Regions from separate parts of the Homo sapiens genome. Here regions 2 and 3 are each linked to region 1. A link is an interaction called in ENCODE POLR2A ChIA-PET data of the cell type or tissue named here. Cell type or tissue: OCI-LY7. All regions are shown on one strand. Links, peaks and the distances in the headings refer to the core of each region. The heading gives the core; the rest is flanking DNA. Region 1 holds the start of LOC124906314 (a long non-coding RNA gene). Region 2 has its middle 57 kb from the start of RPL39L. Region 3 overlaps ST6GAL1 (ST6 beta-galactoside alpha-2,6-sialyltransferase 1).

The links. ChIA-PET counts read pairs that join two places held together with the same protein. Peaks named below come from ENCODE experiments on the same cell type or tissue, not always from the same donor. Only the 100,000 strongest peaks of a DNase experiment are listed, where the experiment ranks them.
Region 2: POLR2A ChIA-PET joins it to region 1 with 5 read pairs; 6 of 35 experiments call an interaction of 5 or more read pairs at or near these places.
Region 3: POLR2A ChIA-PET joins it to region 1 with 5 read pairs; 11 of 35 experiments call an interaction of 5 or more read pairs at or near these places.

Annotation. Positions count from the first base shown.
Region 1 is chr3:186,993,891-187,000,504 of GRCh38, reverse strand. The region is part of intron 2 of ST6GAL1 (ST6 beta-galactoside alpha-2,6-sialyltransferase 1); the gene reads right to left. LOC124906314 (a long non-coding RNA gene) reads left to right here and starts at 5,553. Exons shown (of 3, transcript XR_007096208.1): 1 at 5,553-6,614. RefSeq lists enhancers at 354-1,244, 1,245-2,135, 2,719-2,828, 3,589-4,068 and silencers at 3,179-3,258, 3,890-4,184. In OCI-LY7, for the core only: no CTCF peak of the experiment used is centred there; DNase peaks (open chromatin) are centred at 1,174, 2,834, 3,240 and 3,984; H3K4me3 peaks cover 4,292 bases; H3K27ac peaks cover 5,000 bases.
Region 2 is chr3:187,079,181-187,085,794 of GRCh38, reverse strand. No RefSeq gene overlaps it. Among named protein-coding and RNA genes, the nearest start is that of RPL39L, 57 kb to the left of the region's middle. RefSeq lists an enhancer at 6,357-6,466. In OCI-LY7, for the core only: no CTCF peak of the experiment used is centred there; no DNase peak of the experiment used is centred there.
Region 3 is chr3:187,043,944-187,050,557 of GRCh38, reverse strand. All of the region lies in intron 4 of ST6GAL1 (ST6 beta-galactoside alpha-2,6-sialyltransferase 1), which reads right to left. Among named protein-coding and RNA genes, the nearest start is that of RPL39L, 92 kb to the left of the region's middle. RefSeq lists enhancers at 5,915-6,024, 6,135-6,404. In OCI-LY7, for the core only: no CTCF peak of the experiment used is centred there; no DNase peak of the experiment used is centred there; H3K4me3 peaks cover 262 bases; H3K27ac peaks cover 1,797 bases.

The DNA.
Region 1 (6,614 bases), core at 1,018-6,017:
CTGCCACCTCGGCCTCCCGGGTTCAAGCGATTCTCCTGCCTCAGCCTCCCGAGTAGCTGGGATTACGGGCACCTCCACCAAGCCTAGCTAATTTTTTTTTTTTTTTTTTGTATTTTTAGTAGAGATGGGGTTTCACCATGTTGGCCAGGCTGGTCTCGAACTCCTAACCTCAGGTGATCCACCCACCTCAGCCTCCCAAAGTGCTGAGATTACAGACGTGAGCCACCACATCCGGCCCAAAATAAACTTTTGGTCAACACTAAAATTGTAATTCTATTAAAAGCTTGCTTTGCAAACAGACTATGATTACAAGTGACCATTGTTACAAGTGAACAGTAATGTGTCAGGAGGCAGGATACATTTTAAAAATGTATCTTGGCTGGGCACCATGACTCATGCTTATGAATCCCATCACTTTGAGAGGCCAAGGCAGGAAGAATGCTGGAGGCCAGAGGTTCAAGATCCGTCTGGCCAACATACTCTACAAAAATGTTCTTAAAATAGCTCAGTGTGATAGTGCACGCCTATAGTCCCAGCTACTCAGGAGGCTGAGACAGGAGGATCCCAAGCCCACAAGTTCAAGGCTGCAGTGAACTACAATAGCCACTCCAGCCTGGGCAACAGAGGAGGACTCTGTCTCTAAAAAAAATATAAATAAATAAAAGTGTATCTTTACTGCTGTCATAATGTTTGTGAGTAAAACAAGAAAAACAAGTTTAGCACCAAGTTTGTTGCCCCCAGAGCACGCACATGGCCCTCCTACTCCACTTACCCTCCATTAGAATATAGTAGTCTTGGCTGGACACGGTGGCTCATGACTGTAATCCCAGTGCTTTAGGAGGCCAAGACGGGAGGATCATGAGGTCAGGAGATCGAGACCATCCTGGCTAACACGGTGAAACCCCATCTCTACTAAAAATACAAAATTAGCCAGGCGCAGTGGTGCACTCCTGTAGTCCCAGCTACTCGGGAGGCTGAGGCAGGAGAATGGCCTGAACCAGGGAGGCGGAGCTTGCAGTGAGCCGAGATCGTGCCACTGCACTCCAGTCTGGGCTACGGAGTGAGACTCCGTCTCAAAAAAAAAAAAAAAAGAGATTATAGTAGTCTTCCTTCAAGGCGACAAATCCGGGCCTACTTCTTCCCCGGATGTCTTGCCTTAGCATAGGGGACAGAAACACATTTATTCAGCACCCATAATGGCCTGGCCCTGACATAGCTGAGCTGTTCCTATGCATTATCACCTTGAATGACACACACCTTCTACGAGGCGAGTGGTGTTAATGGTCCCACGGCCCTAGACAGAGGCTTACCGCCTAGTGAAAGGATTCCCTTAACTTTCGCATATGCATTTAAAAAGGAGGATTCCCTTTACTTCCCCAGGGCCAGCTGCCTCCACAAGAGCAAGTTTAACAATGGTTTGGAAATAAGATACCCCTGCATTGCCCCCGGGCCCCCTTCCTGGTCGGCTGGCAGTTGGCCACAGTGGGAAGAGGAGGGAGAGGCCAGGATCCAGTTCTGTTGCTTTCCAGCTTCGTGCCCCCCAGGCAAGTTACCTAACCTCTCTGGGCTTCATTTCCTCAACCATTAGATAGTTCTGTAATAAACTTTTCACGTGATTATTGAACTATATGAAATAATATACGTAAAATGCTTAGAACTGGGCTCCACAATGCAACAGCCACTAGCCAGATGTGGCTAGGCCAGATGAGACGTGCTGTAAGTGTAAAAATACACACTGAAGATTTCTTATGGAAAAAGGAATGTAGAAAGTATGATTCGTAATTTTATATTGATTACATGAGAAAGTAAGAGTATTTTGAATATATTGAGTTAAATAAAATACAGTTGATCCTTAAACAGCACAGTTCCATTTATATGCAGATTTTTTCAATAAAAGTTACACTAAGTGTGCCTGTCTCTCCTGCCTCCCCCTCGCCCTCCTTCTACCTCTGCCATTCCTGAAACAAACCCAATCCCTCCTCTTCCTCCTCCTCAGCCTGCTCAATGTGAAGATGATGAGGATGAAGACCTTTATGAGGATCCACTTCCACTTACTAAATAATAAATACATTTTCTCTTTCTTATGATTTTCCTAACATTCTTTTCCCTAGCTTACTTTATTACAAGAATACAGTATATAAAACACATAACATATAAAATATGTGTTCATCAGTTTTTTATGTTATCAGTAAGGCTTCTGGTTAACAGGATATTCGTATTAAGTTTAGGGACCGTCAAAAGTTATACGTGGATTTTCTTTCTTTTTCTTATTTTTCAGAGTCTACTTTCAGAAAATATACATGGACTTTCAACTGCACAGGGAGCTAGTGCCCTTAACCCCTGTGTAGTTCTATGTTGTTTAAATTAATTTCATCTGTTTCTTTTTACTTCCCGTATTTTTTAAACAATTAAATTTTATAAAAATAACAATAGAGACAGGGTGTTGCCCAGGCTGGTCTCTAACTCCTGGGCTCAAGTGATCCTCCTGCCTCAGCTTCCCAAAGTGCTGGAATTATAGGCACGAGCCACCATGCCCGGCCTCTTTTTGCTTTTTTAATGTGTCTATTACAAATCTGAAAACTACGTATGCAGCCCACACTTGTGGCTTGCTTTCTATTTCCATTAGATAGCACTGGCTGAGAACACAGTTCTGCACAATGTTAGTTCTTTATTTCTCCGTCCCCACTCACCAGTCAGCATTGTCTCAATATGGTCAGCACTGTCTAAAATCTTTTTTTTTTTTTCTTTTTGAGACAGAGTCTCACTCTGTCCTAGGCTGGAGCGCAATGATTCCGTTGCGGCTCACTGCAGCCTCGATCTCGCAGGCTCAAGTGATCCTCTCGCCTCAGCCTCCTGAGTAGCCGTGACTACTGGTGTGTGCTACCACACCTGGCTATTTTTTTTTATTTTTTGTAAAGACAGGGTCTTACTATGTTGCCCAGGCTGGGCTCAAACTCCTGGACTCAAGCAATCCTCCCACCTCAGCCTCTCAAAATGTTGGGAGGCATGAGCCACCGTGGCCAGCATAAAACCCTTAATCTTTAGGCTGGGTGAGTTCCTTCTCCTTTCCAGGCCTCAGTTTACCATCCTGAGACAGATGATGAAGAGCAGAATAGGAACTAGGCTTAGAAGACTGGGCTCCAGCCCTGATTCCACCATTACTAACTAGATGACCTTTAGCATGTCATTTCATCCCTCTGAGTGACAGTTTTGTCACTTACAAAACAGGGGGTGACACCCTGGTCATTGCATGAGATAACACGTATGACAGTGCTTGATAAATGCAAAGGACTATAGAGGTCAGGAGGAAGTAGCGTAACGTGCCCAGTGAGGAGGTTGGGCAGTCCTGCCTGCCTCCTCTGATAGTCCATGCCTCCCATATTATATTATTACTTAACTATTTTCCATGTCTCATGTCTCTAAAAACAAATCTCCCCAAGAATACATTTCTTCCTTCCCACCTGCCCGCCTCCAACACAGCCAAAGCACAGTGTACAGACAGAACCCCTCAAACCACCACACAGACCAAGTGTGCTGTGTGAGGTGGTCATGAACAAGCTCAAAGTGGAGATGGCCTTGGAAACAAACTGGCAATACAAGGTGGAAAGTGCAGGATACCAGTGTAGCAGGGACCCAAGCAGAGAGGGGCAAGAAGCGGGGGACACGTATGTAGTGGCCAACAGGAAGGACTCTAGAGTGCAGACATTTGCAAAACAGGAGAGCAGAAAGGTGTGCATGAGCCTGGAATTCTATAGCACGTCATGCAAAGAAAACATCAGGGTATGATGTACAGTGGGCCACCTATGAGATGAGCCCTGTCACCAGAGATACCTGGTTGGTAGGTCCTTCCACAGATGGAACGTCGTTGCCTTCTTGCCTTTGCTACTTCAGGTTCTCCAGCTCACCCATGATCCACTCAAGCAGGTGTGCCGTAAGTTCTTGGAGCTTAAGTACCACCTGCAGCAAATGCGTAACCCTCCGCTATTTGCACAGAGGCTTGTGAGAGAAGAAGCTCCTGTCTCACAGTATGCTGTTCCTATTTTTAGCCAGGAAACAACTCCTAACCACCTACACTCTATCTACCCCCTTCCAAGGCCACAAAGCATGAAAAGCACAAAGCTATGCCATCATGTAGGTAACAGAGCAGGCTTTTCTACATCATAACATGTTTCTTCCTAATTCCAAAATAAGATCCGGATTATTTCTAGTTAAGCTAAGCTGCAAACTCTTACTGTATCAAAAACACAATTGTCTATCTGAGTGGCCCAGGAAAAGCAAATACACAGAGTTTCTTGGGTGAAGATCTGAAGTCAAGGCTTCTACAGCTGACTAGTCCTTCAAATATTACTGCTATTCAATATACTGGTCCTTCAAATAGACTCTGTATTCAAATATTTAAAGAGAATAAAAGAATCTCAAATATCATATTTTTATTTAAAAAGACAAATGATCAGGAAGCAGGTGTTTGTGAGAGGAATGGTACATGCGATGGGAGTAAACACGCACCGATAATATGGCCACTGCACCTGTGGGCCTGTGTCTACCTATACAGAGACAGGGCAGCCACACACCTCACCCAAAGATTATATTTCAAATCAGTGTCCCCGCCCGTGGGAAGTTATTGATTAAAAGCATTTATTAAACAATCTTTTTTTTTTCTCAAGACAGAGTCTCAATCTGTCACCCAAGCTGGAGCACAGTGGCACAATCTCGGCTCACTGCAGCCTCTGCCTCCCGGGCTCAAGCTATTCTCCTGCCTCAGCCTCCCCAGTAGCTGGGATTACAGGCATAAGCCACCATACCCGGCTAATTTTTGTATGTTTAGTAGAGATGGGGTCTCGCCATGTTGGCCAGGTTGGTCTCGAACTCCTGACCTCAGGTGATCCACCCACCTCAGCCTCCCAAAGTGCTAGGATTACAGGAGTGAGCCGCCACCATGCACAGCCTGCATTTTAACAATTTCTTTATTTTTTTTTTATTTTATTATTATTTTTTTTTTGAGATGGTGTCTCACTCTGTCACCCAGGCTGGAGTGCAGTGGCGCAATCTTGGCTCACTGCAAGCTCCACCTCCCGGGTCCAAGCAATTCTCCTGCCTCAGCCTCCCAAGTAGCTGGGACCACAGGTACATGCCACCACACCCAGCTAATTTTTGATTTTTAGTAGAGTCGGGGCTTCACCATGTTGGCCAGGATGGTCTCAATCTCCTGACCTCATGATCCGCCTTCCTAGGCCTCCCAAAGTGCTGGGATTACAGGCGTGAGCCACCATGCCTGGCCCATTTTAACAATCTTAAAGGTCTTATCAATCTATTGCACTTGGATTTTATCTGGATCCTAATTTGAATACACAAACTATTTTAAAACTATACACACCCATATCTATATACATACACTCAAACACTAATATATACACATACACACATATATATATAATAATTGAGGAAAATTGAATATTGACTCCATATCTGGTATTAAGGAATACTTACTTACTTACTTATTTGAATGTGATAATAGTATCTTGTAGTTTTTATTTTTAAAGGGTCTCTTTTTTTTTTGTTTTTGAGAGGGAGTCTCACTCTGCTGCTCAGGCTGGAGTGTGCAGTGGCGTGATCTTGGCTCACTACAACCTCCGCCTCCTGGGTTCAAGCGATTCCCCTGCCTCAGCTTCCTAAGTAGCTGAGATTACAGGCGCCCACCATGCCTGGCTAAATTTTGTGTTTTTAGTAGAAACGGAGTTTCATCATGTTGGCCAGGCTGGTCTCAAACTCCTTGGCCGCCTTGGCCACCCAAAGTGCTGAGATTACAGGTGTGAGTCACTGCGCCCCGGCCTATTTTTAAAGGGTCTCTATCTTTTAAATATACATACTGAAATATCTACAGCAAAAATGAAAAAATAAACAGCTGAATTTGAAGTCAGTTAAAATAACATCTTATTTTGTATGACTATTCATGTGCAGTAAATGAAAGTTAAACAAACAAAAAGTCCCCCCACTTTGAATCACCTATGAAATACAGAATATATGGTCTGTTTATACAGCCCTGAACACTCATATAAAATTCACTCAGTGAATCTAACACAGCTGTGTTAGACTCCAGCCCTGAAAGGGATCAGGATGTGCACCAGAAGAAGTAATTGTCTTCAGTTTACTACCATGTTACACTAAAAAGACAAACATTTAAATACTGGGATCACACCTGGACCAACAAGCTGCTCACCCTACAGAGACTGAGAGAACTCGAATTCATGTCTCCCCACCTGCACTTGTGGGCTTTCAGCTGATCAAGAGGCTGTCAGAACTGTGGGCATTATTTCAATTACTCTCTCTTTCTCTCTCAATCTCTCCACTTTAAAAAAGTTGCTGAGTAGAGCTGAATCGACATATTTTTCTCCTCCAAGGTGAAGCTGTACTAGGCTTCTACTAGTTGATATTTAAGGATTGAAGACAATCTCATCCCAACACATAGAAATATGTGGAAGGCAAGGAGCCTGCCGAGTGCTTCAGGCCACAGAGACCCTCTCTGATGACGAAGTAGAGCCATGTCTACCTACATGCAGCAGCAGAGAGCCCACCATTCAATTGTTATTATGATGATGATTATTATCATTATCATC
Region 2 (6,614 bases), core at 840-5,839, 85 kb before region 1:
ACAAAAAATACAAAAAGTATCCGGGCATAGTGGTGTGCACCTGTCATCCAGCCTGGGCAACATAATGAGACCCTTGTCTCTACAAAAAATACAAAAAGTATCCGGGCAGAGTGGTGTGCACCTGTCATCCCAGCTACTCAGGAGGCTGAGGTGGGAGGATTTCTTGAGCCCAGGAGGTGGAGGTTGCAGCGAACTGAGATTGCACCACTGCACTCCATCCTGAGCAACAGAGCCGGATCCTGTCTGAAAAAAAAAAAAAAAAAAAGTCTGTGATTTAAGTGATGGATTTGTAATGTTGTACTTGGCCAGTCTAAACTGTCCAAGAATTCTACTTCCTGTATGTTTCCTATCAGAGTTAGCAACAAGGGACTTTAGACGGTGGGAAAAAGGCAGCAGCTACTTTGAAGCAGCATCTGGGCCTACAGTTGCTCTACTACCTACCCTTGGATTCACCAGTTTTTCTGACTTTGGGACCATGTATGTGTTTAGTTCTGTGACAAAGCGCCCTGGCTTCTGCAGGATACCCTCATCACCAACATCAGAGGCAACAAGAATGGACAAGAGTTTCAGCCTGTCCTTGTGAGGCTCCAGCTCATGCTTCCCCATGCCAGCCCACTTGTGATCGTCTTGACTTTTTGCCCAGTAGACTTCCAGCTCTAGCATCAGACATGGAAACAGCCTTAAAGAGACTCCTTGACCAGCTGCCACAGTTGCATAAAGCCAATTTCCTGTAGCAGATTGATACATATATTTTACCCCCACCCTACTCTCTTTTGTTGAACCCTGACTGACATAGATACAGGGTCCATACTGTATGGTTGCATTTATATACAATTCTGAAAAATGCAAACTAATCTGTAGTGCAGAAAACAGAAAGTTCCTGGGAATAGGGAGGAGCAGGGAGGGATGGAAGGAAGGGGTTACAGGGGAATGAAGAAACAACCTTAATGGGTGATATGTTTACATTTTGATTGTGGTGATGGTTTCACAGTTGTATACATAAGCCAAAATTTATCAAATTGTGCAGTTTATTTTGTGCCAATCATACACACTGTTAAAATTTTTTTTTAGTGCAGAAAAGAATTGGCACACCCCCGACACTAATTTCCTAGTTTAAGCTGCCTGGAAATGAAATTCTAGGAATGTTTCGGGCTTTGTTGTGCCACCTCCACTATGCAGAGGAAGTTGTAAAAGATAAATAAATGACAGGAAGCTCTTTTAATTCACTCTTAAGAGAGACATAGCAAATTTTGGTCTAGAAAGAAATGTAACAAAGTGTGTTTTTATTTTCCTTTTATCTATACTACTATGTTTTCCCACAATAAACATGAAGTAATTTTGTAATTAAAATAAAAGGAAAATATGGCACATCCTCCGGATGTATTTTTCTTTCTCACTGAAAGTCCCTTTTATACGTTTAAAGAAATATGCTGGGTGTGGTGCCTCAAGCCTGTAATCCCAGCACTTTAGGAAGCTGAAGCGGGTGGATCATCTGAGCTCAGGAATTCAAGACCAGCCTGGGAAACATAGCAAAAATGTATTTTCTCTATCAAAAATACAAAAAAGTAGCCGGGCATGGTGGTGCATATCTGTAATATCAGCTACTTGAGAGGCTGAGGTGGGAGGATGGCTTGAGCCCAGGAGGTGGAGGTTGCAGTGAACCGAGTTTGCACCACTGCATTGCAGCCTGGGTGACAGAGTGAAACCCTGTCTCAAAAAAAAAACAAAAAAACAAAAAAATACAAAAAAAAAAGGAAATAAATAAGAGAAAATAGAATTTCACAGGATAAGCTTCCTAGAGTAAATGACTATTGTCTGTGACACAAGAATCTACAAAGGGTCTGTGAAGCTATGATATTATAACAGAAATGTGGAATACTCTCTGACCACTAAGACCCCATCAGTAAGGATTTGGTTATTTAATTATTTTATTAAACTTACCATTATTTTATTCCTCTGGAAGGCTGAGGTGATGTGTTCTGAGAAAGCAAGAGCATTTGCTTTAGAAACAAAGTGGGTTTATTGATGCATATTACCTTGGGCTTCTCACCGGCCCGCTTAGCACAGGACATGAAACACCTAGGGATGAAATGTTCTCTGTTGATTTTTTCTTTTCAATGTGAAATGTACAGTTTTTGAAGTCACAACGTTGGCACAATTAAGAAGTTTATCTGACAATAACAGAACCCAAGGAAATTGGTTAGTATTGTGTTTCTAGAATACTGTATCTTCCTGTTAGTTTAACAAACTTTCAACCAATCAATCATCAACATCTTTTTTTTTTTTTTTTTTTAGACAGAGTCTTGCTATATCACCCAGGCTGCAGTGAGTGGTGCCATCATAGCTCACTGCAGCCTCGACATCTCAGGCTCAAGTAATCCTCCCACCTCAGCCTCCTAAGTATCGGGACCACAGGAGGGCATCACCACACCCAACCCTTTTTTTATTTTTTGTAGAGACAGGGTTTCCCAATGTTGCCCAGGCTAGTCTTGAACTCCCGGCCTCAAGCCATCCTCCCTCCTTGGCATTACAGGCATGAGTCACCGCACCCGGCCCATCTTCATCTTCCAAAGACACTAAAGACAAATCAGACCAAAGCCCTGTCCCAAGGAGGCTCAACACATTACTTTACTGTAATGCAACGTATGCGGAGACAACCACAGAATGGAAAAGGGAAGCACAGGGGCACCTACCAAAGCTTTATTAGCGGGGAGGGGCTGCAGAATCAGGGAAAGCTTCTCAGAACACATGGTGCTCAATCTTAGTTGACTTTGCTTGGTGGTCCTTTCAAGCAGACAGACTTCTTCCAAGGCCTGGGCCTTTGGGACCAATCTACATAACTACATAGAATAATTTATGTTTTGCCTAACAAGAATCCAATTTCAAACTTTTGCTTTGCTAGCAGATGTTTGGCCTTCTCTGCTTCAGAGAAAGGGGAACTTCAGTCAAAGGCAAAAATAGAAGATCATCCTAGGCTTTTGAGTTTCCAAGGGCCCAGCCCTGGTATGATGGACATTTTAAGGAATTAAATTCAGAGTGATTTTAACTTCTATGCATGATTTTTGCCTTCTATGCTAATTTTTTAACCTTGCAACTGAATCAGAATGATTCCACTGTACAGTGTTTTAAAAGAAAAAAATGTTACCTCTAGAATTTTACACCCAGGCAATTCAACATTCATGTATTAAAAAGAGACATTCTCAGATATGCAAGGATTCATGTATCCTTGAAAAAATTATTTGAAGATGTACTACAACAGAGCGATAAATGAAGCAAATAAAGGGCATTAAGAATGGAGCTGTCAGTCAGGCGTGGTGGCTCATGCCTATAATCCCAGCACTTTGGGAGGCCAAGGCAGGTTGATCGTGAGGTCAGGAGTTCGAGACCAGCCTGGCCTACATGATGAAACCCCATCTCTACTAAAAATACAAAAAATTAGCCGGGTATGGTGGCGTGCACCTGTAGTCCCAGCTACTCAGGAGGCTGAGGCAGGAGAATCGCTTGACCCCGGGAGGCGGGAGCTGCAGTGAGCTGATATCACGCCACTGCACTCCAGCCTGGGTGACAGAGTGAGACTCTGTCTCAAAAAGAAAGAAAGAAAAAGAACGGAGCTTGGTAATCCCAGCTACTTGGGAGGCTGAGATAGAAGAATCACTTAAATCTGGGAGGTGGAGGTTGCAGTGAGCAAAGATAACACCACTGCACTCCAGCTTGGGCCACAGAGCAAGACCCTGTCTCAAAAAGAATGGAGCTGTCATGTATAAAAGGGTAAATGCTGAGTAATTAACCAATTTAAAATAGAAATGTGCCTTAAAAATACATTGTAATTTTGATTATAAAGCCGAATGATATTACCAAAAATTATTTTCCAAAGAACAATGATATTCTGAATCCAAAATTCTAATGTTAATAAAAACTAAGGATGGGTGATTAAAAAATAAAAGTGTGTCAAACTTCTTATCTTATAAAAATACAAGATACTGTTTCATTCCTGACTCTGATAAGAGAGGAAATATAGGTTAAAGTATATTGTAAAACATAAGGCAACAGAAAACTTGGTAGTTTGAAAGGCAGAATGAAATATAGGGTATAGGCTGGGTGCGGTGTCTCATGCATGCAATCCCAGCACTTTGGAAGGCCAAGGCAGGCGGATCACAATGTCAGGAGATCAAGACCATCCTGGCCAACATGGTGAAACTCCGTCTCTACTAAAAATACAAAACTTAGCTGGGCATGGTGGTGCGTGCCTGTAATCCCAGCTACTCAGGAGGCGAGGCAGGAGAATCGCTTGAACCAGGGAGTCGGAGGTTGCAGTGAACACAGATCGCGACAAGGACGCACTCCAGCCTGGTGACAGAGCGAGACTGTCTCAAAAAAAAAAAAAAAAAAGAAAAAAAAGAAAAAAGAAAAGAATGAAATATAGGATATATACTATACTAAGTTCTGATGATAATGAAGCCCTAGCTGCCATCTTGGCTGCAATCTTTGAGACCCCAAGCCAGAAGTAGCTAGCTAAATGACTCGTAAATTTCTGACTCATAGTAACTGTGTGAGAAAATAATGTTTATTGCTTGTTATGAGCTCAATTGTGTCCCGTCAGAATTCATATGCTGAAGTCCTAATCCGCAATCCTCAGCATGTGACTGTATTTGGAGGGATGGCCTTTAAAGAGGTGATTAATTTAAAATGAGGTCGTTAGGGTGGGTCCTAACGCAATTTGACTGGTCTCCTTCTAAGAGGAGGTTTGGACACAGAGACAACCAGGGATCATGTGTACAGAGGAGAAGCCGTATGAGGACACAGGAAGCGGGTGGCCATCTGCAAACCAACAAGAGAGGCCTCGGGAGAAACCAATCCTGATGACGATTTGACTTTGGACTTCCAGCCTCCAGATCTGCGAGAAAACAAATTTCTGTTGCTTAAGCCACACGGTCGGTGGCATTTTGTAATGGCAGCTTTAGCAAACTAATATACTTTTGTTTTAAGCTACTAAATTTTGAAGTCATTTGTTAGCCATATATAACGAATACAGATCTTCATATTGGAGGTCCTTATGACTAATTTGTATGGAGAAACAACACCAAAAAATAGCAAAATAATTAACCAGAGAAAGTAACAGAGTTCCCAGCAATCCTATAATGCTGCCTTCGGTTTCACCCCTGGTCTGTCTGTTTCTAATTCTGTAAGACTGTTCCAGAAGTTCCCCCAATATGATTCGGAGTCTCCCAGCCACAATTCCTGAGGGGAAAATAGTACCCAGCCCACCCCATGAACCCACTTTTCACCTCAGGATACAATCAGAGATGAGAACATGTGCTTATATATTTGGTATTTTGGAGAAAACAAATGTAAATAAACTGCATGCTCAACTCTAGGAACAAGTTGTGTGTAAACTGTAACCCATCCTTATGATAGAATATCATTCAACCATTACAAAGCCTGTTTTCAAAAAGTCCTTAATGATCCACAGGCATTTTTATAATGTATTTTTTAAATAAAAAGATGGGTTTTTATTTGTATAAAAATATTGTTTTTAAAGTAGGATTGGAAACTGCTGGTAGAGGTTACCTTTGGATCATGGATGTGGAAGATGATTCTTTTTCTCTTTTTAAAATTTTCTGTTCTTTTGACACTGAATATGTATTACTTTCATAATCAGAAGTTGCATTTTACTTAAAGAAAAAAGAATCTTGCCCATCCTCAAGACTCCCCAAATCTCCCCGTTAAAATGACTATCTCCTCTATAACACCATTATTTTACTTTACCTTGTATTATCACGTCTTCATATTTGGCATTTGCATACTATTTTTCTTCTAAGTAGTTATGGATGTGTGCCTAACAATAGCAGTGTTATCCAGGTTTAGCTTTCCAGAAAATAACACCACTAATCTCACATTAGTATGATAATACCTATCCACAGGCAGGGCAGGCCCATTCCTGTGGCCCTCCATTTCCTTGGGAGGCAGGTGCTGTGGGTTTTCATCCTGTTCCCAGTGCCAGGCACATGATGGCTGTTTAATGTGTATTCACTGGGTCAAAGAGAATTCCTCTTCCCATTATAAACTTGTTTTCTGATTAATCCTGAGAACACCTGGATGGGGACATCAATGCTTTGGGTGGTGGGATTTCAGGGGTACTGAGAAGGCCTTTTCCTCTCTCCTGAGCTGATGCCATTATCCCATCCCATAGCATGAGATTCCTGAGCGAGTGTTCCTGGCCTAAGTGAGAGTGGAAAGCGGTGTTAGAGCCACTTTCTGTCACATTACAACACATCCCAGAGGGCTGCGCCGGGGGTCATGAAGGAAGTGGAAACCAAGGACATCCAGAGGACAAGGACCTGGGACTAGAAAGGAGGTGGCAGTCTCTGAGTCCTGTGTGTCCTTTCTCCCCATCTTGCTCATGGCTCTAGAGGCCAGGCACTGGTATGGGTTCAGCACACTGCCAGGCCATGAAGCACTTTCTAAGAACAGTATCTAAGACACTGAAAGTCGGGCTTTGTCAGTGAGAACCCTACTAGTCGGGTGGGAGTGGAGGTTGCAGGTGCTTGGTATCTCTGTGGGCTCAGCCTTCATGGTATTCTCCCTGTGTGCATGCCTGTCTCCAAATTTCCACA
Region 3 (6,614 bases), core at 515-5,514, 51 kb before region 1:
TCTCTCTCTCTCTCTCTCTCTCTTTCTTTGTAAGCCATTGTCAGAAACAATGTACTAAATCCAGTCAAAATCAAACAGGCCATCTTGAAAAACCTAAAAGCTTCCTGGGCTAGCTCCTTGTCTTTGCAACTGTTTAAGCAGTGTTTGGAAGACTTGGAAAAGTTTCTCTACCCCACGTTGACCTATCTGATGAAGGAGGGAACTGAAGACTTTAAGGAGCCATCCAAATCCTGTGATCCTATGAGAACTTCTTTCAATCTTACTCGGTCAAGCAAGTTTGGGGCTCACCACTGAAATCTACACGGGATCTGGGGGTCAGCTGAATCCTCTATTGTCCTATTCAGGTTTGTTTTGGATCATTCTTTATCCACACAGGATTTGGGGAAGTGAGGGCATTTGACTGAACACAAGATGATTTAGAAAGAGGATATCCACAGAATTAAGGATGAAAGCCTCTCTCTTTATTTCAGTTCCAATGTATGTACTAAACCTCAGGAACACAGAAACATCATTCATGAAAACAACACAACCCTATCCTCAATCCTAGGGCAAAATTTCATCAAAATGGTTTGAAAATTATCTGAGAAGGGCACAGTCCAAACTGTTATCATCTTACAGGGCAGGTACACTGAAGTGCACATAGGGCAGGAGGTATATCTTTACACAACTCAGAATTACAACACATTTTGTCAGAATCAGTCACTGGTTCGAAAGGGATTAGTAGTAATTGCATGAGAAACACAGATCCATCAGAAACTTCAGTTAGTCAACTTTTCCATTTCACAGATGAATAAATTATTGGTGAGAATCCCAGTAGAAAAGAGATGAGAAGCTCCAATGGAGTAATTGAGAGATTCATAAAAGGACTACTTACCAAGTTGGGGTAGAGTTTAAAGAAATCAACACGGAATAGGCTAAAGCCCCAGGGTTGATGACTGCAGGGTGTCATTACCACCCCAGGTCTACTGTGGCCTGATGAGCGGAGACCCTGAGCTGAGGAGGGACACCTGTCGGGAGCTGTTGCCTTTAGGAGAGGAACACAGCTATTGCCAACCTCCGGGCAAGAAGGAGCCTGAGGGAGTCAATATCCCAACCTGGTTCTGCCCCTTCCCTTGGATCTCATAGAACTGAAGGGAAAAGGGACAGAGCAGGACCAAGACTGGGACGGCCTCCTGGCAGGATCTGAGACCTTCAGTCAAGAGAAAGATACAGCTTGAGTTTACTCTGCAAGGCGAAACATGGCGGAATAGGTGCCCTGACCTTAGTCTTCTTCTCAGCTTTAATGCCACTGCTTCTCCTGGCCAGTCCCAGAGAAAATCCAGAGAGTGAGAAATGCCAATTAACGCAGTTCAAAATTTTAATTTCTCAGCTGGGCGCAGTAGCTCACGCCTGTAATCCCAGTACTTTGGGAGGCCGAGGCGGGTGGATCACCTGAAGTCAGGAGTTCGACATCAGCCTGACCAACATGGTGAAACCCCATCTCTACTAAATATACAAAAATTAGCTGGGCGTGGTGGCACGCACCTGTAATCCTAGCTACTCTGGAGGCTGAGGCAGGAGAATCGCTTGAACCCAGGAGGCGGGGGTTAGCGTGAGCCGAGATTGTGCCACTGCACTCCAGCCTGGGCAACAGAACAAGACTCATTCTCAAAAAAAAAAAAAAAAAAAAAAAAAAAATTCAATTTCTCAGGGACAGAGCCAGATGGAAAAGGGTGAGAGTGGGATTTGGAGGTGCCACTGGAGAACATCCAGCACAGAAGGCTTAGGTTAGAACAGATGCTTGATGTTGACCATAAGAAAGGAGAATTGTTTTGTTCAGTCAACAAATACTGATTGAGCACCTACTCTATGCCAGGCACAGTTTTAGACACGGGAGACGACGCCTGTGAGCAACAAAGACAAGGTCCATGCCCTCAGAGATATTACATTCTACTGCACGGACATAGACAGTAAAGACGGACAACAACCTACATATAAGATAATTTCGGATTGTGACAAACACTGTGACACTAACAAGCTGAGCTGTGTGCCAGAGACACTGAGGGAATTTCCTTCATAGAGTGATGATTCAGGGAATGCCTTGGAGCTGAGACCCAAAGGATGGCCAGCCTTGGGAAGGGTTCAGAGAAGTCCACCAGTCAGAGGATGCAGCAAGTGTCAGGACCACAATGAGGGCAGGGACTTGACTGTAGACAAGGAGTGAGGGGAAGAAAAATCAAAGATACAGTTACAGAGGTTGGCAGGAACCAGATCATACACGGACATGGGGGCCCAGGTATGAAGTTTGGACGTGATTCTAAGAAAAAAGCCAATCAGGCTGGGCACGGTGGCTCACACCTGTAATCCCAGCACTTTGGGAGGCCAAGGTGGGCAGATCACGAGGTCAGGAGATCGAGACCATCCTGGCTAACACAGTGAAACCTCGTCTCTACTAAAAATACAAAAAAATTAGCCGAGTATGGTGGCAGGCGCCTGTAATCCCAGCTACTCGGGAGGCTGAGGTAGGAGAATGGTGTGAACCCAGGAGGTGGAGCTTGCAGTGAGCCAAGATCACGCCACTGCACTCCAGCCTGGGCAACAGAGCAAGACTCTGTCTCAAAAAAAAAAAAAAGAAAGGAAAAGAAAAAAGCCAATCAAAGGAGAAAACTTTTTTGAGGAGATGGATATTCTAATTACCCAATCTGATCATTGCGCATTGTATGCATGTACCAAAATATCACATGTACCCCATAAATATGTACAATTATTATATATCAAATTTTTAAAAAGAAAACTTTAAACTGACTTGGGTACTTAAAGAGAAAAAAATCCTGTTTGTCAAACCTCCCTGCTAATTGAAAGTTGAACTTTCAAACTCAAATAGGCCTCTAAGAAATCACCAAGAGAAATCCACAACTACTGAGATCCCAGCAAACAAGCCTAGCGAGGGGGAAAGGCTGCAGAAAAAAGAAACTACCACCTCTCTGTAACTTAGAATTAGAGCTCAGAAAAAGAGGCAAATTAGGAGAAGAAAAAATAAATGCATCACTGTATTCAGATTATACAATCACACGCTTAGAAAATTCAACAGAATCAGCTCAAGTTAGTAAATTCATAAATACATCAAAATCCACTGCCTCTAGGTGTAGTTAACTCTAAATAGCTAGAAATTATTATGAAAGAAATTTTATCACAATTTATCACCAAACGCTTTTATATTTTCAAGTTAGCCTAATACATCCTACAACCATTTATGGAAAATTACATTCTGAGTCCGGTTGAAGAAAACAGACATACTATAGATCAGAGTTAAAAAAAAAAAAAACTATGACTTGGCCGGGCGCGGTGGCTCACACCTGTAATCCCAGCACTTTGGGAGGCCGAGGTGGGCGGATCATGAGATCAGGAGATCGAGACCATCCTGGCTAACACGGTGAAACCCTGTCTCTACTAAAAATACAAAAAATTAGCCAGGCGTGGTGGCAGGCACCTGTAGTCCCAGCTACTCGGGAGGCTGAGGCAGGAGAATGGCATGAACCTGGGAGGCGGAGCTTGCAGTGAGCCGAGATCATGCCACTGCACTCCAGCCTGGGCAACAGAGCAAGACTCCGTCAAAAACAAAACAAAACACTATGACTTGAAGGACAAATCTGGTGCATCCCTCATTTTGTAAATAAAGTTTTGTTGGAACATAGCCAGGCCTGTTCATTTACTACTATCTATTGTTACTTCTGCAGTACAACAGCAGAGTTGAGTAGTTGTGACAGACATCATGGCCCTCAAAGCCAAAACTATTTACTATCCGGCCTTTTAAGAAAAGCTTGCTGACCCCTGATATAACTGATCATGTTCTCCAAGCTACTCAGTTCACAGGTGTCTTCTCAGTCCTTATTCTGCCCAAGAATATGTCCCACCTCTGCAGACTTTGATACCAACAGCCAACATCCCTCAAACTCCATCCCCCTTTGCCTTCCATTGTATGGTGCACACCTAGTTCTCCTCTAGCCGGTCTCTGACCCTTCTGACTTTTCCCTGTTCTTTTCTTTGTCCTTTAAATGTAAATCTTTTTCTAGATTTTCTAATTGGTCTTCTTCCCTGGATTATAACCATTATCTCACCTTGATACAAATGACTTGTAAATCTATCTCGATATCTGATCCTTCTCTAGAATTAAGTACTCAACAGCATAGATATCTACCCAGGGAAATCCACACACACTTCAGTCTCAGAACATCCAAAGTGGAATCTGCGTTCCTCTGGAAGCATGCTCCCCTTGGTAAGATACAGCCTGCTCCCAGGCTAGACATCCTGGCTCCTGCCTCTCACTCAAGATCATTTCCAGCTAGATAGTAAGTTCTGCCTCTTACTTCATGAGCCCTCTCAGGTAAGGTCCTTTCTCTTCATCACTGCTACCACAGCCTGGGCAGGCCTGGCACTTCTGACCTGGTTGTGGCAATAGTCCCTAATAATGGAGACATTATAGAGTACAAAACAGGGACTCATAGAGAAGTGAGAAGTCTCCCTTGTTCAAAAACCTCCTAGGGCTCTCCATGGCTTAAAGAATGAAACCTAAAGTCCTTATTGTGACTATCAACGTTCTCTAAGAGCTAATGCCTAGCTACCTTTCTGGCCTCGTTCCTCACCCATCTTCACCCACAAGGACCCACATGCCGTCCAAACAGGATTATTTGTGATGCCCAAACACACTTTTCCCCGTGCAGCCTTTGCTTCTTGCCTTTGCCTTAACTCAGAATACCCTTCTCTTTCTCTCTAGGACAGCTAATAGACAAGAATAGAAGAAAATTTTTAACATAATAAAAGAATAATCACACCGAATTTTATTATGAAGCTACAATTATTATGAGGCACAACAGCAGAGGTGCCAAGAGTGGGGTCTTTGAAGCAAGCACTCTGCTTTCAAACCTCAGTCTGCTATTAGCCAGTTGTGTGACCACTTGAGCCTCCGCATTTAGCTCTCCAGCAAAATGAGACCAATAATCTTATCAACCTCACAGGACTTCTGGGAGGATGAAAAGAGCAAGGCATGTTAGGAACTCAGCAGATGCATAATAAGCATCACTTGTATTGATGATAGTGTTTTAAAATTATGCTACTGTTTGACATGAAAATTCCAGCAAATCTAGGATACTTAACATGTATGAGTAAACTATCAAAAATAATTGAAAATGACTGAGCCCACCATTGGCTGGTTTGTGAGACTGCTGGAGGCAGAGTATGTTATTACACTCTCTCTGATAGAAAATCTTGCTATGGACAAAAAAAAAAAAGTCATAAAATGTCTCTTACTCGTGTCTTCTAGCCTCACTTCTGAGGATATTTCCCTGTTGAATGTCAATAGTGGTTACCTAAGTTATCTGCACAAAAACCTTGTCAGCAATGTTATTTGTAAAAGAAAACCATTTGAAATAATCTGATCCATCCAGTAGTTGGGAAGAGACTCAACAAATTCCAGATGCAGGAGGAAGTGTATGGGCCTGGCACGCTGCCTGCAACTCGGGCTTCAACAAAGGGCCTTTCCCTTCCCTTTCCCCTTTGTATTGTTGATGAATCCATGAATAAATAAAAGAATATATGAATGTCTTAAAATATTTGTTAGACAAAATGCCAAGAGGATATATACCCCATAACAGCAGAACATTCGAAGTCTAACATGCAATTTTGATTACATCTCAGGATCAAAGTCCTTCTGTGGAAATCCTTATTTTGAAGTTGAAACTGCAATCTATAGAAAAATATTATTTGTATTAATGTTTACTTAAATCACCCCAAATCTTTAAGGAGTGCATAAAATTAAAGCTGTAGTTCTAATTAACAGAGCTATCAGGCCCTGTCTCAAACTTCAGTACAATTTCAGCCAGGCACGCAATATTAACTTGACATGAAGAAGAAGGATCAGCTAATACCTAGGATATCCCAAACATTTGCTACATAAGCAGCAAAAATGGAGAAGAAAGAAACTTAGCTCCATTATGGATGAACAAAAACCAATCACATTTAGTTTCTTGAAAACAAAGTCCAAGAAAAACCAAAAATACAAAAGCAGAAGTTGAGGTGGGGCCGGCCAGCGGGGCAGCTGCCTATTTGGGGAGGTAGAAACTGTGATCTCACCATTTCTTTCTGCTCTAGAGAATCCAGTTTGGGCCTACTTTTCTTTGAGAGCCTGTGCTGGGTTTCAGACCATTTTTCCTGGCAGTCAAATGAAGGAAATAAAAAAGGAGACGTATGACCTCACCTGCTCCAGTACCTCCAGGCTGACAGAGGAGCAAAGCTTCCTGTGCTTTGCTTTCTTTAGCTGATTCATTTCAAATAATGGAAAACACATTCAGCATAAGAGAAATAAGGCTCTCTGTTACACAGGTTTACAAATATAGACAGACTTTCTATCTTGATTCACTACAAAGGGTTTCAAGAAAAGCAAATTAATATGTTGTGACCAGTGACTCTGAAACTTTTTTGGGTCACAGATCCCTTAGAGAATAAACTGCAGTCTACAAACTCCCTTCCTGGAAAAATGCACGGACACACTTATACGCATACACATACATTCTACACACCTAATCCACAGACAGTTTTGCACGCAATTGCAGGGATTCATGACCCTCTGAAGTTGGTCC